Linked DNA regions of Homo sapiens: region 1 is linked to region 2. The links are chromatin contacts, found by Hi-C or POLR2A ChIA-PET in ENCODE. All regions are on one chromosome and are shown on one strand. The core of a region is the stretch at or near the end of the contact, and the rest is flanking DNA. Distances in the headings are between cores, read along the strand shown.

Region 1 (4,945 bases), core at 1-2,500, 2.3 Mb before region 2:
CTCACCCAACACTTTTTTGCCCCTAGGCTCTTGCTCCTTTGGTTCCCTCTGCCTGGAATGGCCTTCTCTCCCGAGCCGCCTCGCCTGGTTCTATTAGGTTGATGCAAAAGTCATCGCGGTTTTAATGGTAAAAACCGTGATGACTTTTGCACCGACCTAGTATTTCACAAAACCTACATTTCCTTTAAAACCCAACCTGATGCCTACTCCTTCAAAATGCCTTTCATATCCCACAGTTCGACTTCATCTCACTCTGCCTCCTCTCACAGGGCTTTGTGTTCGTGCTGGATGGAGCCCATCATACTCAGCCTCGCAATAAAGGCCACCTATCTAGTGAGTGAGCATTTACTAGGCGCAGGACTCTGGGCTAAACGCTGTCCATACTTCATCTCCTTGATTCTTCACGTCACAGATGTCATTATGCCCATTTCACAGAGGAAGAAACTGAGGCTTGGAGGACTTAAAGCCTTGTTTCAGCAGGAAACGGAATAAGGCGTTCTGATTTTCAAGCTGTCTCCTATTAGGGCTGGTTTCCCCTAGATGTCATGAGTAGGTGTGAAGTGTGAGCTACTTGAAGGCAGAAGCCAGGGGGGTCCCCCGCAATCCCGGAGGCGGGCTTCTGAAAATGTTTAGCCCAGGAAGGAGGGCTGCCCTGGCCCGCAGCTTTCCGCCCCTTCCCAGGTGAGCTGCAACTCCAAAGCTCCCAAGCAGGCCCTTCACCCACGCGGGCCCCAGCAGCTCCTTGGGAAACAGGATCGCTGCTCTGAGGCCGCCCACAGAGAGACCCTCGGAGGGCGCCACGCAAGCGAAGGGCAGAAACGACTCGGGGGGCAGGGGCAGGGCGCTCCAACCACACCCAGGCGCCGCCAGCTTGTTTACGCCTCTCCGCCGCGTCCCCCCGCCCGCCAGTCACGTGACCGCCCGCCCCGCCCCCTCGGGCTCTCGCGTGGCTCCTCCCGCCGCGCCGGCCCTTCTTTTTGCCTCCTTCGCGGAGTCACAAGATCTCTTCGCAGCCTCCTTTCGGATCCTTCCGCCCGGCCCCGCCCCCCTCCATAAAAACCCTCCTTACTTTTTTTCTCGTCCAACCCACATCGTCAGTTATGAGTGGAAGAGCCTCTTCCTTCCGGCGGGGCTGCCGAGCGCGGCCGTCTATCCTTCCTTTCGAGAAGGAGGGGAGGTCCGGAGGGGGACTCTTTTTCGTGGCGGAGGCCGCCGTCGGCCTTGGCCCTTTCACGACGGGGGAGGTGCTGTACGTCCAAGATGGCGGCGCCCTGTAGGCTGGAGGGACTGTGAGGTAAACAGCTGAGGGGGAGGAGACGGTGGGTGAGTATGGGGGTGTCTCCCCCTCCTTTTTATGGGGGCTTCCTGGGGCAGCCCCGGCACCATGACTCCAGCCGGGGAGGCTCGGAGGGGCTGGAGCAAGAGACTCACTTGCTTGGTAGGGATCCCGGGGAAGGGGGGTTCGGAGAGCTCTCCCCTCCCTCTTATTACACGCTATCTCCGGCTGGCCCGGCCGGGACTGGCGGGTCCCTGGGGAGGAGAGGCGAGCCGGACGGAGCACTTCGCCCCTCCTTGGCCCCCGAGGGGACGGCTGCACCCTGGGCCTCGGTCCCTCGGGCAGGGGCGAGGTGGGCCCCTTCGTCAGTCCCTCACTTGGTGGGGTGACAGGTTCACGCTAGGTGCGGAGGGCAGGGTAGAGACGCTTGGCGGGAGGGGAAGGGTCGCGAGGGTGGGGCTGGTCCCAGAACTTAAAGAGAGGGGTCGGGGTATAGGGGCGTGGAGAATGAATGGAGGTCGCCTGTGGGGATCAAGGACTCGCCTGGATTCGGTGTCTCCGCTGAAATTTGCATGACTCGCTCTGGGTGTACTTGTGGGTGTTTAATTGGTGGTGAAAGACAGTTACCTTAAAGTGGGCAAAGGGGATTCCTAAGAGACAGCTATTTGCAGAGCCCCTCCTAGGCGTTCATTCATTCATTTGAGGAACTGGAGGATGAAGAGCCTGCAATCGGAGGGACCTTGTAGAATTAAAGCTCTTTCTTTGTGTTTCCTGTTAAAGAGTTTTGCTTTGTGTGTTTTGGATGTGTGGTGAGGACTTGGGAGGGGACGCGGTCCTCCTAAGAACAACAGCTAACGTTAATGGAGTGCTCTCTGTGTGCCAGGCACTGTGAAAGTGCTTGGCAGTCATTATCTCCTTTGGTCCTCACGACAAAGAGAAGAGGCAGCCACTGTTAACACCTCCAATCTTCTCAAATGAAGAAACTGAGGCCCGGAGAGAGCAGGGTACTTTGCCTAAGTTCACACCCCAATTGTATCTGAGCCAGGACTGGAACTGCTGGGATCTGACTGACTCCAAAGATATGACTCTTAAATTTATCTGTTATTTGATCAAAGCTGGCCTGTAAGTGATTAAAATTTATCATTTAGCCAAGGTTTATGCACGTGTGTCTGTTTAATGTTGAAGTGGGGGGATGCACTTGGCTTATCCGCCTTAGCTTTTGTTTGGGATGGCAGTGTTGTGCATGTGAACTTGTTAGTCTAAATTAGGCTAAAAAGTATTTGATAGTTTAATAAAACTGATGAGTTTACTGAAGAAAGAAGTCCTGCTAAAATCCTTGCTGGCTTTTTTTTTTTTTTAAATAGAAAGCATACAAATAACACTTCACGTTGCATAGAGTAAGCTATAAAAGTGCTAAAATAGAATAATACTCTTCTGAGATACTTTGATTTATAATTTTGGGATCAACTTGGAGTCATCTGAATTCAAACAGGCCGGCAAAGTGGAGCTGTAAATTTCAGGAAGCATTATAAAACCTAATCTTTGGGGAGCCTTTGATTTACCGAGCAACCACCTGTGATTCTTAAATTGAACATTCCTGAGTAAATCTGGAATATGCAAATGTGAAAACTGATTTAGGGTTGTGTAGGGAAATGCACCTTTAACAGTCATGCATCAGGCAAATGAGGCTCCTCAGAAACAGTGAAACATTCTTTGCTATTGCCCTAGGGAGCTGCAGAATCTTCCTCTAACCACCTGGTGTAAACTTAAGGGGTATTTATAGAAGATGTAAACGGAAAATATCCTCTTACTAAAGTTAATATCTTATCCAAAACACTCTTATATCACGTGCCTAGAAGGGCAGATGATGTAAACTTTCTCTGCTGCATGCATTTCCTGGTGTCATAAACACTTGGTACGTTCCTAAATTCCTGGTTAGAAAGCAGGTGGCTACCAGCCTTCTTGTTTCCATAAAATTAGAGTGCTTCAGGTCCTGTGACTCAGTTGTCCTCTTCCTCACTGGGTTAAGAGTAAAAACTGATACTGCTACTGTTGTGGTGTAATATGATGCCTTCTGTGCATGCCTGGTTTCATTCGTGAGATGAAACTTAACAGTCTTACTAGGGCAAATCTAATATATACCTCTATATGTAATGTTTGCAGAATAATGAACTTGGTGGAAACGAGATCTGAAACCCTAGTGCTCATGAGAACCTTGATGTACAGATATTTGGCACTATACTAGGTAGACCTACATATTCGGACACCTTGTATATATATTTTGGAAGAAGACTGATTCTTATGTGCACCGGAGGTTGAGGACCACTGGCTTCAAGTATCATTCTGGCTATTTTCATTTATTATTTATCACAGAGGTATTTCTTAAAATAGCTTGTAGCCTTTTATTTGTGTAGTGGTGGGTGAATTTTGGGCTCTGAATTAGAGCTGACTTGTTCTTATAGCTCTGTCTTCATTTGAAGTTTGTTTGGCTACAGGTATGTTTATTTCTGGGTTCCAGGGCCATAGTGAACTAAAATTAGCTTTTCCTGGAATTAATTGGATATTCTTGAATGCCGATGAGCCAAATATAGCAATATCTCAACCATTTCAGGCTTTTCTAGAGAGTCAGATAGCTTTTGACCTTCAGTGGGTCACTTAAGTTCTGTGAGCCTGTGTCTTCATCTGTGAAGTAAAAGTTGGAATGTAAATTAATGAGTATTTCTAGGCCTACATTTCTGTGATTTAAAGTCCTTTGGGGTGTCATTTAAATATTCTGACTAAATCGATTGAGTCAACCTGTTAATGGTTTTATAAAAACCAAGCAAATTGGTGACTTTGAGCCTACCCTGTTGGGTGAAGATCTGTTTATCATTTATCCTTTCCTTTACATCATAATACTCTTTGAAAAGGTAATTCCCTATAAGTTTCCCATATTATAAATCTCTGAAAGGTTAGTCTTTGCATTGGTTTTGTCATTTAAGTAGCTGAAGGCGTGAAAGAAAAGTGTACTTAATAGCGTTAAAATCTGTGGCTGTTTGCTTGAAATGTGTATATGTAGTATACACTCAAACACTGAGTTTGTTTTTTTTAATCTCAGATCATGAATTGGTAACTAATATAATTTGGGTAGCATGAAATACTCATTCTCCATTTAAATTCATCTGAAAGAGGTAAACTGTCAGCAGTTTGAGATTATTCTTTCTCTGGTTTACTTTTTAAGACTGTAGTTGCTAGAAATTAGTAACTTTATGTCTGTTTTCATGGGAGAGAATAAAAATGCAAATTTTATATACTGTGTATAAAATACACTGTCTCAGGACCTTGTCAGTTTCTTCTTGTCCTTTCTCTCGTTCAGTGCTAACTTTTATTATGAACATGGAATCAGCAAAAGATAACAATACTTTTTACGGTTGAATGAATTCAGATTTACATCTAATAAGTAAAATGTCTTAAAAACCATGCTTTAGTCCAAAATAAAGCATAGTAGTTACTGCCCTACAACTCACAGGTCACTCTCTTAAGTAAATATGATGGCAGTAGAGGCCCAGAAGTGTTGGAGTAACAAAGGACAGTTTTGCCCTTCTGTGGGTGATGTGATGGAAGACACAGAGGGGAGCTGTAGGAAGAACAGAGGCAGTGACCTTAATGTCTGCAATCATTAAGACTCTG
Region 2 (5,169 bases), core at 1-2,500:
TCTTAAGATTTCCTAGGGGCCAGGCATGGTGGCTCATGCCTGTAATCCCAGCACTTTGGGAGGCCGAGGCGGGCAGATCACACTTGAGGTCAGGGGATCGAGACCAGCCTGGCCAACACAGTGAAACCCTGTCTCTACTAAAAAAAAAAAAAACCAAAAATTAGCTAGGCATGGTGGCGTGCACCTGTAATCCCAGCTACTCAGGAGGCTGAGGCAGGAGAATCACTTGAACCCAGGAGGCAGAGGTTGCAGTGAGCCGAGATCGCACGACTGATCTAAGACAGACTCCGTCTCAAAAAAGAAAAAAAAATTTCCTGGTATCCACTAACCTTAAACTAACAGGTTAAAGGGCAATGCTATGAATGCTGTGCCCCTTGTACATATACAAGTAAAAAAATAATAATAATAAAGGTTGAAACACTAGTGTTATCTATGATGATATAATGGCTGGTTTTACTTCTTTTCTTACATAATTGTCTCATTTAATCCTCATTACCGTATCATACTGTTATTATCACTATCTTACAGATGAGGAAACTGACCGTGGAGAGGCAATGCCGCTAATAAGATGTGATGGTAGCAGGACCGGAACCCCAACTGTCTGACTCAAGAGCCTTCCCTCTTAACCACAATACACTGCACTACACCCCTTAGATTCAAAATGTGTATAAATGGGTGCATGCAGCACAATGTAACTGTTTGCCCTAAGATCGAACAATTACGGATTCTAAACTGAAGAGGAGGCAGCCAAGAACGCCCACCGTCCCCTCAGAGAGCTGAAAACTGGAAAAGAGCCTGCACCTAACCCTCCCCAGCTTTCCAGGTCTCCCACAAGGAAGGATCAAAGATTTGGACTTCAGGCAGAAGACCCAAAAGTCACAGCCACCGGAGGTCAGGAGTGGAGGGTTTCAGGGAGCTGAGACAAATGCAGACGGGGACACACAAGATGCAGGGAGCAAGAAGCACGAGGCTCGGAAGCGAGGTGTGTAGGATGCTCAGACGAAGTGCCCTGGGTCCCGCGGGGAGTTACACACACAGGGATACGAGGCCTGGACCACGTGCAGAGAGCCCTGAAGCCGCTCTCTGAAGCCTCGACTCCCCCAAGTCCCCACGTACCGCATGAATCCTGTGTCCGTAGTGATTGTATCCCCCGGCACCACTAGATGTTTCTTAGTGTCGCGGCCCAGTCTCTCGCTAAGAGGCTTGCGAGCCACTGGAAGCCTCATCTCCATCGCCATCTTGGCGCCAATGAGTTGCGCAGGCGCAGCTCAGTCGGGAGCTGCGATATCCGACTCCACAACTCCAGGCCGCGTTCGGAGGGGCGGGGAAGGGCGGGGACTCAGAGCAGCTGCCAATGAGAACTCACGGCCTAGAGGCCATGTTTACAATTGGCAACAATAAGGCGAACCCGAAGGGAAGGGAGCCGAGCTGCCATGTCTACTATTGGCAAGGAAGCACCCGTGGAATAATAAAATCTCACGTTGTGTGGCGTGTGACTTTTTACCAAAACTGTCTTGTACTCATCATCCCATTTATTGTTTACCAGGGTTAGAGATAATTGAGAAACGGACCTCTGAGTTTCTGTCCAATTCTAAGCTGCTGAAATCCGATATTTTGTAAGAGAGAGCTCAGGAGGATGGAGAGATGGGATCTACAGAAAACACTATTTGAACAGAAAGAAGAGCCCCTTTCCACACGGTTCCCAGTAGCGCCAGGATTCTACATTGCGGCCGCCCCGTGGGTGCTGGCTCAACATCATCATCTATAACCCCAAACCGGGCTCCAGATACTTCTCACTTGGTTCTGTCCTTTCATAAGGACTCCTTTGAACAAGCTAATTTACTCCAATATTTCTTTTGGAAACAAGTTAAAAATCGTCTAAGAAAACAGGTCAAACCTTGCAAGCCAGGTATATTTGGTAGGGAAGGGAAGAGCACACACAATGCGAAGATCTTGGCTTGCATTTAGTTACACAGCGAGTTGAGCGCTCTCTGTGTGCCAGGCGCTGTTCTAAGGACTCAGCGGGGAACAGACGGATGTCTCTGTGGGTTTTTCTGCGGCTCCGTTTTAATAGGAGGGTACCCCTCGCCCCTTCTCCCCGTCCCCCACTACCCTCTCCCTCTCCTTGCCCTGCATTCACAAGAAACTAATTGGGGATGGTAACTCCCCATGCACAGGGACTCTAAAGACGATTAAATGAAATCATTGGCATCAGCTGTGGTCAGTAAAGCCGGTAAACCAAGTCCGCCTCCTGAAGAAAGATCCATCGAGCCAATTGTTTTATAAATCTCCAAAGCGACAGCATTTCTTCCACTTAAGCAAGTCTCACGACCACACTTAAGAAAGCCAGCCCTGCCAGGCAGTCGATGACATGAATGCTAGTGCCCCGAGGCCCTGGGTAAGCGGGCTGCCAGACCCTCGCCCTCTGCCGTGCCTGGAGGAAGGCACTAGAGCCCAGCCCCTCGGTCCAGTCCTGCCGCGGCCATAAGAGGGCGATGGTGTCCTCTGAGCTCGCGTAGCCCGGCAGCCGGGGAGCCAGGCCCAGCGAGCGGCCCTAGGCGGAGCGAGAGTGTAGGCCTGACACCATCCAAGTTCTTCCCGGGAGGGAGAGACGTCGCCTTTACCCCGCGCATTCTCACAGCGTTCACAAGGTTGGCATTGTGGATACCAGTTTATGGAGGAGGAAATCGAGGCCCCAAAAGGAATGGAATTCACATTAGCAGATGGCTGCAAAGCCGATGTGTGTTCCAACTGCACGCGATTTACCCCAGAGCCTGCACCCTTTACCAGAAATAGCCCGAGTGCTTCGGCTGGTCCTTTGCTGAGTGCTTTACAAATACTATGTTATGTATTCCTCACTTTCAGCCCATCTTCGAGATAGGCATTGCTATCCCTGATGATCACTTGGGGCCACCGAGCCCCCCAAACAGACCCGTAACTGGGACTAGAATCCAAAACGACAGGGACTCCCCCTCTCCCATCCCCAGTGCTCCTCTTTCTGCATCATCACACGCACCTTTTTTTATTTTTATTTTTTTCGAGACAGAGTCTTTGTCACCCAGGCTGGAGTACAATGACACGATTATGGCTTACTGCAGCCTCGTCCTCCTGGGCTCAGGTAATCCTACCACCTCAGCCTCTTGAATAGCTTGGACTACAGGCACATGCCACCAGGCTCGGCTAATTTTTTGTATTTGTCTTGTGAAGACAGGGTTTCACCGTGTTGCCCAACCTGATCTCGAACTCCTAAACTCAAGTGATCCGCCCACCTTGGCCTCCCAAAGTGCTGGGATTACAGGCATGAGCCACCAAGCCCGGCCACACTTACCCCTTTACGACCAGTAGACAAGTGGGTACCCGGAGACGAAGCAGCACATCCCAGGGGGCTTGTAAAAAGTATAGATTCCTTAGGCATTGAGGCTGTAAACCCCGAATATCTGAGACAGGTCTCAGTTAATTTAGAAAGTTTATTTCACCAAGATTGAGGATGTGCCTGTGGCACAAGCTCAGGAGGTCCTGACAACCTGTGCCCAAGGTGGTCGGAGCGCAGTTTGGTTTTATACATTTTGGGGAGACATGAGGCATCAATCAACATATGTGAGATGAATATTGGTTCGGTCTGGAAAGGCTGGACAACTCGAAGCTGGGAAGGGGCTTCCTGGTGATAGGTAGATAAGAAACAAATGGTTGAGGCCAGGCGCGGTGGCTCACGCCTGTAATCCCAGCACTTTGGGAGGCCGAGGTGGGCGGATCACGAGGTCAGGAGATCGAGACTACCCTGGCTAACACGGTGAAACCCCGTCTCTACTAAAAATACAAAAAAAAAAAAAAAAAAAAAATTAGCCGGGTATGGTGGCTGGTGCCTGTAGTCCCAGTTACTCGGGAGGCTGAGGCAGGAGAATGGCTTCAACCCGGGACGCGGAGTTTGCAGTGAGCCGAGATCGCACCGCTGTACTCCAGCCTGGGCGACAGAGTGAGACTCCGTCTCAAAAAAAAAAAAAAAAAAAAAGAAAGAAAAAAGAAACAAATGGTTGCATTTTTTGTATTTTTAGTTTCTGATTAGCGTCTCCAAAGGAGGCAATCAGGTATGCATTTATCTCAGTGAGCAGAGGGGTGACTTTGAATAGAACGGGAGGCAGGTTTGCCCTAAGCAGTTCCCAGCTTGACTTACTTTTCCCTTTAGCTTAGTGATTTTGGGGCCCCAAGATTTATTTGCCTTTCACAAGGCTCTGCAAAGGTAAGGTCCAGAAGTCTGTGCGTGTTTTAACTCCCTATGTAATTTCAATGGCGGAAAAGGTCTAAGATTCACTGATGCCACACATCTGTGCATCTCCGCAGCCACTGCCCCAGGCTGATCAACGGCATCTCTTACCAGGGAGATAACCTCCTAGCTTGTCTTCCTAATTCTACTTTTGTCCTTCCTATCATCCAATCTCCGCACAGCAGCCAGAGAGAGCTTTAAAAACAGATTAAATCACTTCTCTGCTTCCAGCACTTCTTGACTCCTGCCTGTCTCTGACCTCACGCTCGTCCTAACCCACTGCGTTACTCACTATGCTGCAGCCGGACTGTTAACGGTGGAGGGTGCCCAGCTTCTCGGCGTCTTGGACAAAACATACAGACAAAACAAGGAAAGAATAAAGCAACAAAAGCAGAGATTTATTGAAAACGAAAGTACACTCTACAGGGCAAGAACAGCTCAAGCAAAGAAACTCAACAGGCTCCTTACAGAAGTTTCTGGGGTTTAAATACCCTCTAAAGGTTTCCCATTGGTTATTTGGTGTACGCCCTGTGTAAATGAAGGAGTGGCCCGTGATCAGTCTGATTGGTTGTGGAAAGTGGCCAATCAGAGGCTGAAGTTAAAAGTTACACCCTACGCCAATGTCTGATTGGCTGTGGAAAGTTATCAATCAGAGGCTGAAGTGAAGTTACAAAGTTATACTCCCATGCAAATGAAGACTTGGCCACCTACCAGCCTGACTGGTAGTGGGAAGGGAGCAATCAGAGGTACTTTCAGTTTTTCATCTGCACACAGAAAAGCTGGGATTGCAAAGGGAGTAGCCTCTGGTCCTTTGGTTACTTGGACGTGGAAAGTTGGGGTTTTCCTTTTGATTTAGTTCTAGAAAGTCAGTGTGAATCAGCCTTATGTTCCCTGCCTCCAGACCCTAT

What was found. A loop is a pair of places that touch in the nucleus more often than their neighbours do. ChIA-PET counts read pairs that join two places held with the same protein, here RNA polymerase II (POLR2A). Pooled maps may share reads with other maps.
Region 1: a map of CD8-positive, alpha-beta T cell shows a loop between it and region 2 (5-fold over the local background). The contact joins the promoter of TSC1 here to the promoter of EXOSC2 in region 2. A Hi-C loop is called at or near these places in 2 of 168 maps with a recorded cell type or tissue (CD4-positive, alpha-beta T cell and CD8-positive, alpha-beta T cell) and 7 of 50 pooled maps. POLR2A ChIA-PET finds 5 or more read pairs at or near these places in 2 of 52 experiments (activated B cell and activated T-cell).

Annotation. Positions count from the first base shown.
Region 1 is chr9:132,940,921-132,945,865 of GRCh38, reverse strand. It overlaps TSC1 (TSC complex subunit 1), which reads left to right and starts at 1,250. Exons shown (of 23, transcript NM_000368.5): 1 at 1,250-1,323. It overlaps MIR548AW (microRNA 548aw), which reads right to left and starts at 159; the gene lies at 95-159. It also overlaps a transcript of GFI1B not described here. RefSeq lists enhancers at 533-672, 1,033-1,332, 645-1,378 and silencers at 853-932, 1,463-1,522, 1,583-1,642.
Region 2 is chr9:130,689,861-130,695,029 of GRCh38, reverse strand. It overlaps EXOSC2 (exosome component 2), which reads right to left and starts at 1,250. Exons shown (of 9, transcript NM_014285.7): 1 at 1,117-1,250. The coding sequence starts at 1,238. RefSeq lists an enhancer at 998-1,187.